Linked DNA regions of Homo sapiens: region 2 is linked to region 1. A link is a contact called in ENCODE Hi-C data. All regions are on one chromosome and are shown on one strand. Each heading gives the region's core, a stretch centred on a gene start or an enhancer-like site at or near the end of the contact. The rest is flanking DNA. Distances are from core to core; before and after follow the strand shown.

Evidence for each region. Hi-C counts contacts between places; a loop is a spot of excess contacts on that map. Pooled maps may share reads with other maps.
Region 2: a map with no recorded cell type shows a loop between it and region 1 (7-fold over the local background). The contact joins two enhancer-like sites. A Hi-C loop is called at or near these places in 1 of 37 single-sample maps with no recorded cell type and 3 of 50 pooled maps.

Annotation. Positions count from the first base shown.
Region 1 is chr20:18,410,473-18,413,777 of GRCh38, forward strand. It overlaps DZANK1 (double zinc ribbon and ankyrin repeat domains 1), which reads right to left. Exons shown (of 21, transcript NM_001367614.1): 13 at 2,174-2,381. Among named protein-coding and RNA genes, the nearest start is that of LINC00851, 33 kb to the left of the region's middle. RefSeq lists an enhancer at 2,110-2,159 and a silencer at 3,030-3,079. Within about 2 kb of position 1,984, at least 4 of the 41 ENCODE cell types and tissues checked have a DNase peak (open chromatin) inside an H3K27ac peak, as active enhancers do.
Region 2 is chr20:19,258,201-19,261,561 of GRCh38, forward strand. The region is part of intron 1 of SLC24A3 (solute carrier family 24 member 3); the gene reads left to right. All of the region lies in intron 5 of SLC24A3-AS1 (SLC24A3 antisense RNA 1), which reads right to left. Among named protein-coding and RNA genes, the nearest start is that of SLC24A3-AS1, 25 kb to the right of the region's middle. RefSeq lists enhancers at 1,012-1,101, 2,771-2,820. Within about 2 kb of position 1,276, at least 4 of the 41 ENCODE cell types and tissues checked have a DNase peak (open chromatin) inside an H3K27ac peak, as active enhancers do.

The DNA of each region.
Region 1 (3,305 bases), core at 734-3,233:
CAATGCAAAAGAAAGCAGTAAAGGAGCAACAGAGGAACAAAAAAGGCATTTAGAAACATTTGGAAAACAAAAAGCAAAATGATAAGTCCAACTTTATCAATAATAACATTAAATGTAGATGGATGAAACAATCCAATTTAAAAAACAAACAAACAGGGATTGTCAGAATGGACAAAAAACCCTGATTCATGGTGCTGGACACAGGGGCTTATGCCTGTAATCCTAGCACTCTGGAAGGCTAAGGTGGGAGGCTTCCTTGACACCTAGAGTTTGAGACCGGCAACACTGGCAACACAGTGTCACCCCATCTCTACAAAAACGTTTAAAAATTATCCAGGTGTGGTGGCTTGTGCCTGTGCTCCCAGCTACTCAGTAGATTGAGGGAAGAGGATCACTTGAACCCAGGAGGTCAAGGCTGCAGTGTGCCATGATTGTGCCACCGCACTCCAGCCTGGGTGACAAAGTGAGATCCTATCTCAAAAGAAAGAAAGAAAGAAAATGAAGGTACACCAAACTTATGGGACGCAGTGAAAGCAAAGCTCAAACAGAAATTTATAGCAGCAAATGTTCACATTCTGAAGAAAGATCTCAAAATCATCACCCTAATCTTTGACCTTAAACGAGGAAAAGAAGAGCAAAGTCAACTTAAAGTAAGAAGAAAGAAGGAAATCATGATGAGAGTGGAATTTAGTGAAATACAGAATATAAAAATAATAGAAAATCAATAAAACCAAAAGTTGGTTCTTGGAAAAGATCAATGAAATTGATAAACCTTTAGTAAGATTGACCAAAAAAAGTGACATCTCAAGTTACTAGAATTAGAAATGAAATAGGAGATGTTATCACCAACTTTATTGAAATAAAAAAGATTATAAAAGAGTATCACAAACAACTGTATGCTAATAAATTAATCAGATGAAATAGATAAATATCTGGAAAAACACAAACTACCAAAACTGATTCAACAAGAAATAGAAAATCTGAACAGACCTATAAAAAGTAAAGAGTAATCAGAATTGCCCACTAGACAAACATCAGATCCAGATAGCTTCACAGGTAATTTACCAAAATTTAAATAATAGTTAATACCAATTCTTCATAACCACTTCAAAAAAAAAGAAGTGTTTCTATAAGGCTACCATTATCCTGATACCAAAATCAGACAGACAGTAGAAGGAAAGAAGAAAACTGCAGACTAATATCTCTTATAAATATAGACACAAAAGTCTTCAAGAAAATACTAGCAAACTGTCTTAGTCCATTTGTGCTGCTATAAACAAAATACTTGAGACTGGGTAATTTATAAAGAACAGGAATTTATTTCTCACATTCTGGAAGCTAGAAGTCCAAAATAAAGGTCCCTGCAGGTTAGGTGTCTGGGGAGGGCCTGGTCTCTCTGCTTCCAAAATGGTGCCTCGTTGCTGCATCCTCCAAAGGAGGGCAACGTTGTGTCCTCACATGGAGGGAGGGCCAAAGGACAAAAAGGGGCCTTAACTCATTCCCTCCAGCCCTTTCATAAGGCACTGATCTATTCATGAGGGCTCCATCCTCATGATCAATTTCCAAAACGTCCCGCCACTTAATACCACCACAATAGAGATTAAATTTCAAAATGAAATTTGAAGCATGTAGCTGGGACCACAGGCATGCACCACCACAAATGACTGCTTTAAAAAAAAAATTGTAGAGACAGGGTCTCACTTTGTTGGCCAGACTAGACTCAAGAGATCCTCCAGCCTTGGCCTCCCAAAGTGCTGGGATTGCAGGCATGAGTCACCACAACTGGCCCAAATTATAGACTTAAAAATAGTCAAAATGGTGAATTTTATGTTATTTAAATTTTACAATTAAAAAAAGGGATAATGGCAGATAGCAATAGCACTGTGCACTAACAACATGCCGTCACGACAAAAGAAACCCACATGCGCCATGTGACTGAGGAACTAGACTACAGGGCTATGAGCTAAAACATCAGAATACTGAAAGTTTAAGAAGGAGCTTACAGGAAGAGCTTCTTTTTCCAATACAAAGAAAATTACTTGAAAAAGAGGAAAAGAAAGAAACTTACTTCTTACACATACAAATAAATCTAAAAGGAAGAGAAAATGAAATGTTCTTTCACAGAAAGAGTGAATTCCCTCCCGACCAGAAGAAAGGGCATCCTCCCCCTTACCTCTTCCTGGGCTGATGGCTGTCAGGAGGGGTTTATGGTCACTCATTTTCTCCTGCCTCTGCTTTTGAGAGGCTAGTTCCTGTTCCTTTTTTGCTAGCAGCTTGCCAGATGGGTAGAAGAGGCCAACAGTCTGTGTTCCTATGTCCCTCTTAGTCCCAACATCAGATCTGGGCAAAGGAATATTCAGGGACTGCCAGGCACATCGGGGCCATGCGTGAGGCAGAAGACATTTTTAAAATTAGAATATAATTTAATCAATCTTGCATTTTACTTATAGAAAACAACTCTAATCAGAATAAAAAGTATCTCAAGAAAAGTGTACTTGGAACTAATAGGGTTTTCCAGCCTTTGCCTCATCTTCCTTGCTCCTGTCTTTCTCAGCAACTTCCAGCCTGATCCAGGATTAGCCATTTATTATCTAAAAGTCAGCAAATCAAGGGGTGTTTGCCGGCCTGCTTGATGCCTGGAAGATATCTATCCTTTTCAGCTCTGTAATCCAATAGAGCATAGACTTCACTACTAATCCACACTCAGCCACTGGTCACCAACATTTTCTCTAACATACTTTCCTGCATCTAAACCTGGGGACCTGAGAGGACTACCATGAAAGGTTGTGCGTTGCACAACGTCACTGCATTCAAAGTAGTACCATTCATATGGTGAACATCATATATTTGCATATGTATTAGGGTAATTTTTCTAGTAGAGAAACCAGTATATTACAAGCAATTTCCAATAGATGGCAGTCAAGTGTCTTGAGAAAAGAACACCTTTGTTTCATTTGCACAAAGGAATAAGGGCTAGTGGCAGTTTAGGATTTAAATCTTTCAAACTGGGTTAAGAAAGCCATGAACGGCTGGGCATGGTGGCTCATGCCTGTAATCTCAGCACTTTGGGAGGCCACGGTGGGTGGATCACGAGGTAAGGAGTTCGAGATCAGCCCGACCAACATGGTGAAACCCCATCTCTACTAAAAATACAAAAATTAGCCGGGCATGGTGGCACGGGCCTGTAATCCTAGCTACTCAGGAGACTGAGGCAGAAGAATTGCTTGAACCTGGGAGGCAGAGGTTGCAGTGAGCCAAAATTGCACCATTGCACTCCAGCCTGAGCAACACAGCGAGACTCTGTC
Region 2 (3,361 bases), core at 26-2,525, 850 kb after region 1:
CGGGCACCTTTGCTGCCTCTGCCCTCACAGCTCTTCTTCCCACCCCATGAGCTCTTCTTCCCCATTCCAGGCTTTGGGCAAAGGCAAGGGGAAGAGAGCTTTTGGTAAAAGCCACTCTGAACATTTTTCCAGAAAACTGGGCAAAAGCAAACTTCTTTGGGTACTGGGCATCTTTTTAGATGATAATTAGAAATACAGAGGAATAGTAATAAACTATAATGATGGTGGGGTGCCGTGGCTCACGCCTGTAATCCTAGCACTTTGGGAGGCTGAGGTGGGCGGATCACGAGGTCAGCAGTTCGAGACCAGCCTCACCAATATGGTGAAACCCTGTCTCTAATAAAAATACAAAATTAGCTGGTTGTGGTGCACGTGCCCATAATCCCGGCTACTCGGGAGGCTGAGGCGGAAGAATCACTTGAATCCAGGAGGCGGAAGTTGCAGTGAGCTGAGATCGCGCCACTGCACTCCAGCCTGGGTGACAGAGTGAGACTCTGTCTCCAAATAAAAGAAAGAAACTATAATGATGAGGCAGATATAAAAGTGAACATTTTCCTGTGGCTTTTCCACCAAGCACTGGCTTTTCAGAGAACTCCAGAGAACAAGCAGCAGACAGGCAGCTTGTGCAGGGTCGATCAAGCACAAGATAAGGCCAGTGTCTTCAGGAATCAGAGTGGTTTGTGAGACACTTAAGCAAATTGCATTCAGGCCCTATCTCCTTCTGGCAATAATTCACCAGAGAAATGAGCCATTTCACTAGAAGATTTCCATTTTAATATTAGCACAGGGACAAGCCTTGTTTCACAATTAAATTAGAGCCAGGTAAGTTTTCTAGTAATAGTGATATCTCGAGGAAGGATTGAAAATAGAGCTGCTCAGAGATAATTTGCTTCTGAGCCAAGTTATTTCATGGATCTCCCAGGAGGACATCTTGCTGGTATGGCTTTGCTACTGAGGGGAAGCCCTCCAAGCCCCTCTGATGAAAAGATAAGTCACACTGCAGGTCTAAGAGGAAATGAAACGAGTGTGCAGCTTGAGAGACAGCGAGGTGCTGGGACACTCTGACTCCACCGTACAGATGTCTCAGGAGCAAAGGACCCAGCATGCAGGAGCTTTCCTTCTGGAATGGGCTGCTTCCGTCCGCCTGACACCTCTAGGATGTTGTCTTGTCAACAGTAGATGTTTGTCATATGCTTGGCCATGTGTTGGCACCATGTCACTCTGCTGGTGACAGTTCAGGACCAGAGGCCTTTAATCATAGTAGAAACAGTCTCAGAAGTGGAGCACTGCTGAGTGGCAGCGACACCTGAAGATTGGCGACCAGGCAAGGTGATGTGACCACAGTGGCCACATGGCAGCCAGTCATGGCCACCCCTGGAGGGGTTCATGGAACACATCGAGCTTGACCGCAGCCCTTGCTGTTGCATTGATCTTTCTTCTTATCACCCTCAGATACTACAAGAGGGTGTTATCAATATTAATGTACCACTGAGATATTGGAAACATTGTTTCTCCCCCAACATTATATATGAAAATGTTCAACCATACAGAAACATCAAAACAATTAGACGGTGAACATTCAGATACCCACCACCAGGATTTCACCATTAACATTTCACTCTATTTATAGTTTTTTCCCCCTGTGCTATGGGAAAATCTCTTTTTAATGTTTCTATCATGTTTTCCTTTTAACAAAGTAGGTCTCTCCCTCCCATGTCTCAGATGGAAACATTGAGGGGAAGATCATGCCAAATACATAGCATGTTAGTGAAGCCAAAGAAAAAGAATCCGTATGCCCTGAGATTAAGGTAGCAAAATATTAAGGGAAGGTCTCTGGAGTGGGATCTGGAAGGTGGATACCAGGCCCAGCTCTGCTGCTGCACAGCCTGTGAACCTGAGGTGATCAACTTCATCATTGTTATTTTTTCTTTTTCTCTTTTTTCCCATTATATTCAAGATCACCTCTATTCTGCCAGGATGGTCCTAAGGCTGACATTGGGCTAATTGTTGCCTGCAGTCTAGTCCTATGCAGAGATAACAGGTAGCCTGCGACCTTTGGCAAGTTGCTGGACTCGATTCTGAGCTATTGATTTCTTCTTTTGGAAGTGAGGATAACAACACCCAGCTCTCAAAGCTGTTGTAAGGTTAAGTAAGGTGTTGAGATGCAAAAAGAAAGTACTCAAAACCATGCCCGGAATGAGGTCAGCATACTCAGCATGGCAAATATTATGACTCCTAGTACACATATTCCCTTGCCAGTGTCCAGCACATAATCTCCCTGAGGGTAAGGTAAGCACTGCTGAAGTTAGAGCTGTGTTGTATTTAGAAATAATAATAGTAGCAAGAGCAGCAGTTATTGTAAAGTAAAACTGAACTGAAAATGAAAGAACTCGAGATACAATTTCTCAGTTCACAACATGTGCATCCTCTGCATGAATTTGTGAAAAGAACTGCTGCACTTGTCTCTATAGAAGAGCGTGTTTGGTTTACTGCTTCCCAAAAAAGATTGAGGCTATGAGACTGCTGTCCTCCTCTGCCACCCTTTGCAGAAGGCCTGCGAGGCATCATTGCTGTAGGCATCATTCTCAGTATGAGATGTGGTTACTGGAGCTCTGCCTTCCCAAGTTAGGTAACCCCCTCCGGCATGGACCGACACGCTCCTCTTACTCAGTGACTTCCTGTTTATCATCTGGCGGTAGACAGCCTGTCATTGGAGAGGATGGGATCAGGTCGAGTCACAGATTCAATGTGTTTCTAATGGGAAACCGAATCAGGGTTGCCTTGGAAGCAGGACATGGCAATGAAGACTTTCTATAGCCCCTCAGAAGCCCCAGCCCCTCCTCATGAGGCTCAACCCTTGCTTCAAGCTGCCTTGCAAATCAGACACCACCTTTCACAGTGCCTTTTCTGGCTTCACTGAACCTCTCTGAGGCAAGGAATCCCCTTGGAAAGATGGGAATTTATTCCAGAGACTCCTCGTTCTGGTCTGTCCTCCCTCTCTACTGCAGTTTAGAGCTGAGAGGTGCTAGAGCTGACTGACAGGCTGTCCTGATGGAGACATGATGTGAGGTAATGGACAATGGACCCCCAAGAAGGGGGATGGGGACTTTGTGGTGAGCATTCATTGTCCCAGTTTTATATTTTACTTTACTTTTAGAGACAAGGTCTCACTCTCTTCCAGGCTGGAGTGCAGTGGTGTGGCATGATCACAGCTCACTGCAGCCTCGAACTCCTGGGCTCAAGTGGCTCCCACCTCAGCCTCATGAGTAGCTGGGACTACAGGTGTGCATCACCACATTCAGCTATTTTTTTTTAATGATTTTTTTTTTGTAAAGATGGTGTTTTGCTGTATTGCCCAGGC